Linked DNA regions of Homo sapiens: region 1 is linked to region 2. A link is a contact called in ENCODE Hi-C data. All regions are on one chromosome and are shown on one strand. The core of a region is the stretch at or near the end of the contact, and the rest is flanking DNA. Distances in the headings are between cores, read along the strand shown. Region 1 holds the start of CDV3 (CDV3 homolog). Region 2 holds the start of ZXDC (ZXD family zinc finger C).

The links. Hi-C counts contacts between places; a loop is a spot of excess contacts on that map. Pooled maps may share reads with other maps.
Region 1: a loop to region 2 is called in a map of naive thymus-derived CD4-positive, alpha-beta T cell, with 19 times the contacts of the local background. The contact joins the promoter of CDV3 here to the promoter of ZXDC in region 2. A Hi-C loop is called at or near these places in 2 of 168 maps with a recorded cell type or tissue (CD4-positive, alpha-beta memory T cell and naive thymus-derived CD4-positive, alpha-beta T cell) and 5 of 50 pooled maps.

What each region holds. Positions count from the first base shown.
Region 1 is chr3:133,571,548-133,574,935 of GRCh38, forward strand. CDV3 (CDV3 homolog) reads left to right here and starts at 2,139. Exons shown (of 5, transcript NM_017548.5): 1 at 2,139-2,737. The coding sequence starts at 2,498. RefSeq lists enhancers at 1,128-1,367, 1,310-1,811, 1,468-1,637 and silencers at 2,018-2,557, 2,578-2,687, 2,718-3,107.
Region 2 is chr3:126,474,418-126,478,059 of GRCh38, forward strand. It overlaps ZXDC (ZXD family zinc finger C), which reads right to left and starts at 1,474. Exons shown (of 10, transcript NM_025112.5): 1 at 542-1,474. The coding sequence starts at 1,448. RefSeq lists an enhancer at 1-346 and silencers at 904-1,163, 1,234-1,743.

The DNA of each region.
Region 1 (3,388 bases), core at 889-3,388, 7.1 Mb after region 2:
GAGGTGGGTGGATCACGAGGGTCAGGAGTTTGAGACCAGCCTGGCCAACATGGTGAAACCCCGTCTCTACTAAAAATACAAAAATTAGCTGGGTGTGGTGGCGGGTGCCTGTAATCCCAGCTACTCAGGAGGCTAAGGCAGGAGAATCGCTTGATCCTGGGAGGCAGAGGTTGCAGCGAGCTGACATGCCATTGCACTCCAGCCTGGTGACAAGAGCAAGACTTTGCCTCAAAAAATAAGTAAGTAAATAAATAAATAAATAAATGAAAGAGAGGGAGGGAGGAAGGAAGAAAGAGGGGGGAGGAAGAAAAGAAGGAAAGAAAAGAGGAAGGGAGAAAAAAGAAGGAAAGAAAAAAAAGAAAGAAAATAAATTTGATTAGCGATGGTAAGGGAGGGTGATGGTGATGGGCAGTACTGAACCTGGCCTGCATCACAGGAAGATATATGTTGTCATAGAAGGAAGTCACCTTGGGAGCTGTTCATGTTTGGGGAATAGTATATGTATAAGCTCAAGCTACTTGCTGGCCAAGGCTAGGTCCTTGATTTCTTTTGACATTCAGAAGTTAGACTTTTTTTTTTTTTTTGAGACGGAGTTTCACTGTTGTTGCCCAGGCTGGATTGCAATGAGGCGATCTCGGCTTACTGCAACCTCCGCACCCCCGGGTTCAAGCAATTCTCCAGCCTCAACCTGTAGCTGGGATTACAGGCGTTAGCCACTACGCCCGGCTAATTTTCGTGTTTTTAGTAGAGACGGGGTTTCATTATTTTGGTGAGGCTGGTCTCGAACTCCTGACCTCAGGTGATGCGCCTGCCTCGGCCTCCTGAAGTGCTGGGATTACAGGCGTGAGCCACCGCGCCCAGCCAGAAGTTAATTCTTTAATAGCAGTGTAAGTAGGGGGTAGGAAAAGAGAAACTTTAATGGGGTAACTGTAAAGGAAAAGACGAAGAAGTCTCTCCATTTACTGGCTGGATTCTATCTACCCCATATGGCTACCAACATTTGTCTGAGTCATTTCCTCAATGGTTGTGACAGCTCCCTCTTCTGCTTTTAGAAGGAGGAAGTAGAAAGTTTAAGAGCTTACTTTAGACCACCTTTTGCATATAGAATTCATTTCATTTTCAAGGCCCCAAGGGTATTTAAATGGGCTTTAAACCCATTTAAACCTGGCTTTCGCCTGGGCATTTTGGTCTCCACCCCTATGATAAGACAGTCCCCTCCTTTTATCAGGGATAGAAGCTAAGGATAAACTGTATCATCATCTAGACTCAAGTCAGGGCGTTAAGCAATGTGCTGAGCAGCTAATAATGTTGACTCTCTTCCCTCCATCCCCCTATCTTGTAAGAAATAGTATACCCACTTTACAGATTAGGGACTTGACGATAGGATTTATTGAACTTGACCTTGGTAAACATAATCCAGAGGGTGGAGTTCAGACAAAATCCCTTTCTACCTACCAACCAGCCTATGAAAGATCTTTTAGTAAATGGGACCTAAACTTCAGGCTCACTGCTCCTCTCACTTTCACAATCAACCGGTAAAGAAGAAAAGTAATGGTTGCCACTCCAGAGGGGGTGGAAGTACAGAAGCGATCAGAGGAGAGGAACAATCTTTAACACAGTTGGCTTAACGCAGTGCCTGTCCGTTTCGCGACAGTTCAAACGACTACTATGGGGCCACGGTTTGTTCTGGGCCAGGAAACACACGTGCATCCTGCGCATGCGTCCAAAAGGAACCCACTGCCCCTCCTGCTGGACCTCTTTAGCCAAGTCATCAACCAGCCCTCAACATGCCCGCCCTCAAGACTAAACCCTCGGCCAATCGGGAAACCGGAGTCGCCCGGCACGTCACTTATTTTGCATATGCCCTCCTCTCCCCGCCCCCATGCTTGGACTCCGCCCCGTCTGGGTCAGGGATTGTCACCTAAGAGCTTCGTCCTGGCACCTGATTGGCTCTCTTTCCAGCTCCGCCTCCATCTCCTCCCGCCGCCCGCCCCTTGGCGATCCCACAGCGGCAGGCAGAGCAAAATACGCAGGCGCAGGCGCTTCCTCTCTCTTCTAGCGGCCCGCCCTCCCTCCTCCCTCTCCCTCCCCTCCCCACTCCCTTCCCCTCCTCTCCAGGCCTGCGCGCGCGCCTCTTCCTCCGGCACGCGCCGCTGCTAGCCGAGCACTCTCGCCAGAACCTCTGGCTCGCGCGTGCCTTTTCCCCTCAGGTTGTGGGGAGAGCGGAATCCTGCTCCGCCGTCGCAGCAGCAGCGGCAGCCCCGGCAGCCTCGGGCGACAGCGGCGGCGCGCGAGCCCCCGGGCGGACCGTACCACCGCTCGCCAGCACGCAGGGGGAGCCGCCCGTCTCGCCGCGCACGCCTCGGCGACCCCGCGGGGCTGAGGCGTCGCCGCGCCCGGCAGCGTGAGCGCAGAGCCGGCCTCGACCCCGAGCTCGGAGCCCCGCGGGCCGCGCCCGCCGCCGGCCCCACCCATCCGGGTCGAGGAGGCCGAGGCCATGGCTGAGACGGAGGAGCGGAGCCTGGACAACTTCTTTGCCAAGAGGGACAAGAAGAAGAAGAAGGAGCGGAGCAACCGGGCGGCGAGTGCCGCGGGCGCAGCGGGCAGCGCCGGCGGAAGCAGTGGAGCCGCGGGTGCGGCGGGCGGCGGGGCGGGCGCGGGGACCCGGCCGGGTGACGGCGGGACCGCCAGCGCGGGGGCTGCGGGCCCAGGGGCCGCCACCAAGGCTGTGACGAAGGTGAGGGGCCGGGAGGCCGGCACTCGGGGCCCGGGCCGCGCGCCGGCGCCCCATGTGCCCGCCCCCGCCTGCCGGGGAAGCGTCCGGGAGGGGCCGCGGAGGCCGGGCGGACGGGCGCGGGCCGCCACGTGACGCAGGCTCTCCACCTCGGGCTGGGCTCGCCAGGGCCGGGACCCCTTCCGATATCCGCGGTGGAGCCGCCCTTCCCACCCCGCGTCGCTCGGCGTTAGCCAAGGCCCGGGCGGCGCCACCCTCCGGGGGCACTAGGTCTGGGGCCGCAGTGCCCAGCACAGAGCAGCGTTTATCGGGTGACGTCTAGGCTGAGTAATTCCGTGTGCTGACCTCAGCCCAGTAGTTTGAGCTGAATTTTCGCTTTCAGCAGCCGCATTTGTAGCAGCTCTTTTGTGATGACTTAGTCTCTAAGCCCGTGAAAGAAAAAGAAAACTCTCGGTGGCAAGGTTGAAGTAGAAATGTAGTTGTGAAATTCCTATTGACTTCTTCCTTCGGCTTTTCTTAGTTGCTTAAAGTAACAGCTCCCATGCAGGAACCCAGCGGAAGTATAGTGTTAGCCTACGAGCATGTTTGTCCTCCATTTAGCCTAGTTTGCCCCAGAACGAAGCAAGGGCTTTGACCAGAAGACAAGTACATACT
Region 2 (3,642 bases), core at 224-2,723:
GAGGACAGTTTTTAACCTTCACAGACGGCTAATTTTTAAAACTTCACAAAACTGTGAGGTTCAACGGAAATCAAAGTGCAAAAGGCAAAAAAAGCCAGGATGTGCGCACACCTGTGGCTATCCTCCCAGCGTGTTAAGGTCCTGAATCTGGCCACATTCATCTCTGCTCCTCTAGCACGGAGTGTGCACCCCGTAAACAAATGACGAGACTGAGGAAAATAAAGACCTGACACATAGCTCCGTGCCACTCTGTGAAGATGCGTGCCGCTTTCATCAAGCACAAGCAGGTTAAGGATATCTGTTGCCGCCACCTTTGGGAAGCGCAGCTGTGGTGATCTGCGCTACCTGCCATCGGAATCCCTGCGGCAGGGCAGGGCCAAGATCTCAAATCGAATGACATGGAAGGAGCTAGAATACAAATCCCGAAGAGCCTGCGTCCCCGGCTTGCTAAGGTCTGGCAGGCCCCTCTGTGGGGCGGACGTGGCACCCCAGACCTGCCTGCAACACCGCGCAGCCCGCCCGCCCCCGAGAGCGCGGTTACCGGGAAAGTCACACTTGTAAGGGCGCTCGGGCTCGAAGTGGCTGCGCTGGTGGGAGCTGAGCTTGGCGTGCGTGGGGAAGCGCTCGGCGCACACCTCGCACTTGAACAGGCTCTCCTGCTCGTGGCCCTTCATGTGCGCCTTGAGGTTATAGACCGTAGTGAACTTCTTGCCACAGCCGCCCACTGGACAGCCGAAGGGCCGCAGCTTGTCGTGCGACTGCAGGTGCCGCTTGAGCTTGTAGGACGTTGTGAAGGCCCAACCACAGCCCTCCAGTGGGCACTTGAAGGGCCGCCGGCCCTGACCGCCGCCGTGCGTGAGCAGGTGCACCTTGAGCTGGTGCTTCTTGGCGAAGGCCAGCGCGCACTGCGGCTCGGGGCAGCGGTAGCCGGGCGTGCTGGGGCCGGAGGCCTGGGGCGCGCGGCGGGGAGCGGCGGCGCCCGCGGTTGCGGGGCCGGGCGGCGCAGACAGCGCGAGGACGCCGCGGTCGAGACGCACCAGCAGGTCCTGGCTGCTGATGGTGACGGCGCCCGCCGGGGCTACGCCAGGGCCGGGGGGGGCGGCCGGGCCGCTGGGGCCCTGCTCGGGGCGGCTCGCCAGGTTGACACGGGAGCCAGGCTCGGCCTCCTGTGATCCGGCAGCCTCGGCGGCAGCGCCGCCGTGCGGCACTTCCAGCAGCACCAAGAAAGAGTCGCCGTCGCTGTCGTCCTCGGCGGGCGGCGGGCTTGGCCCGGAGGCCTCCCCGGGCCGCGCCCCGGGCCCGCCATCTTCAGGGCCCCGCACCAGTAGCAGGCGGCGGCGCGCGGGGCTCGCGCCGAGCGGCGCTGGGGCTCGGCGGAGCGGGCCGGGGCCGCCGCCATGTTGCCCTCCGCGCGCAGTCGGGGCGGGGAGCAGCGCCGGGAGGTCCATCTTGGTCCCAGCGACGGCGTCGGAGCAGCTTCGGACGCAGAGCTGCCCGCGCCCCGCCCAGGTGTGCGTGCGCCGCCCCGGGACGCGATCCGCGCCAAGCCCCGGCGTAGAGTCCGGCTCGGAACCGCGCGTGCGCGGACGCCGCCGGGCGATGCGCGAGGCCTGCTGGGCTGACGTGACGTGAGGCTGGGCTGCGGGGCGCCGGAGGCGGAGGCGGGGGCGGGGCGCCGGGACCGACTAGGGCGGGGCGCGGGGTCGGGGGGCGGGGCGCGGGGTCGGGGGGCGGGGCGCGGGGTCGGGGGGCGGGGCGCGGGGTCGGGGGGCGGGGCGCGGGGTCGGGGGGCGGGGCGCGGGGTCGGGGGGCGGAGCGCCGGCACCTACGAGGGCGAGCGGCGGGGCACGGGACCGACAGGGGACGGGGTGAGGCTCCCAACGCTGAGCGATTCCTTCTCGTTCCCGCTGGCGTGGAAGACGAGGCTTGTCTTGACTTCGAATCGTATTAATATTTCAGACACTTAACAGGCAACCTCTCGTAGGCATTGACTGCGTCCCAGGGGCTGTACCTGTCCGAGCTGATTAAGCGTGCGCGGTCACCCAGGGGTGAGGAAACAGGGACGGCGAGCTCGAGTCACTCGGCAGCCGGCAGATCCAGGATTCGAACCTGTCCAACAGGCCGGACGCCTACCCCCAGCTCACTTAAGTGCAAGCTCGCCTGCCGCCGCTGGCGCACAGACCTCGTTTGCTTTGGCCCAGGTCCTTGCTCGGCACACGGGGCCTCCCTGATACGCAGGACCCCTGCCTGTATTTCCAACTGTATTTCCTACTAAACTTGGCACAACCTCACTCTGCAACAGCTTAATTACTTACTGTTTCCGGTCCTCACCCTCCCCCACCTCACCGTACACCTCCGCATTCAATCTGGACTCCTCCACTTCAACTTCACCACCACTCAGATCCAAACCCGCACTTTATTCCTGGGTACCTGAAAAATAACTACTAGCTGGTCATCGGTCTCCCTCCGCTCCACTCGCTCCCATCCACGGGGCACCGTTTTATGATCTAAAAATTGCACATCAAATTATGCTCACCTCCACCTTGCTCCCGAAGGCGCCTATGGCCTTGCTAGTCTACCCTCCCCTACCTGTTTGCCCTCACTTCCCGCCACTCTCCCGCTGCCCCCCCCACCCCTCCCCCGCACCCCACCTCTTTTTCCCAGTTCATCCAGCAAGCCAAGCTGGTTCCAGCCTCAGAGACTTGGCGCAGCTGATCTCTGATTCCTCTGGGAGGACTCTGCGCCCCTTCTGATCCAAAGCACATGCTTACCCAGTCCCGTATTCCCACCTCTGTCTGATCTGTTTGCTCTTAGAGCTCTCATCACCCGTTGTTTTGTTGAGTTCCTTCCCTGCTCCTTCACTGTCTCTCCCTCTCTGGAATGTAGGCTCCTGGAGCCCAGGAACTGTGTCCTATTCACTGTGTGTGCCCAGGAAGACTCTTGGTGCATATTTGTTAAATACATGAATGCTTTATTATTAAGAGTATTTTTTTAAGTAACACAAATTATAATATTAAAAAGAATAGGATACATCTATTATATATATCAGTTTATGCCGAAAACATATTGTTCCTAGACCATTCAGTAGAGGAAAGAATAGTCATTTCAATAATGGCGGCACTGGGACAACTGGATCTCCACATGCAAAAGAACCAATTTGGACGTGTATCTCTCATCAGAGGCAAAAATTAACTCAAATTAGAGCAAAAGCCTACACGTAAGACATAAAACTATTTGAAGAAAAGTAGGTGTAAATCTATGTGACCCTGGATTAGGGAATAGTTTCTTAGATATAATATTGAAAGCACAAGAAAGAAAAATAGATAACTTGGACTTCATCAAAATTAAAAACTTACTCAGGTAAAAGGACACCAATAAGACAGTGAAAAGACAACTCAGAATGGGAGAAGGGTGTGCAAATCGAATATCTGATAAGGATCTACTATCTGGAATATATAAAGAACTCTTAGCAAGAAGACAAACAGTCCACTTTTTTAAAAGGCAAAGGTTTGAATAGACATATTTCTCCAAAGAAGATAATACAAACAGCCAATAAGCAAATAAAAAGAGGCTCAACATCACGAATCATTAGGGAAATGCAAATCAAAACACAGTGAGATACAACTTCACACCTACTCAAAT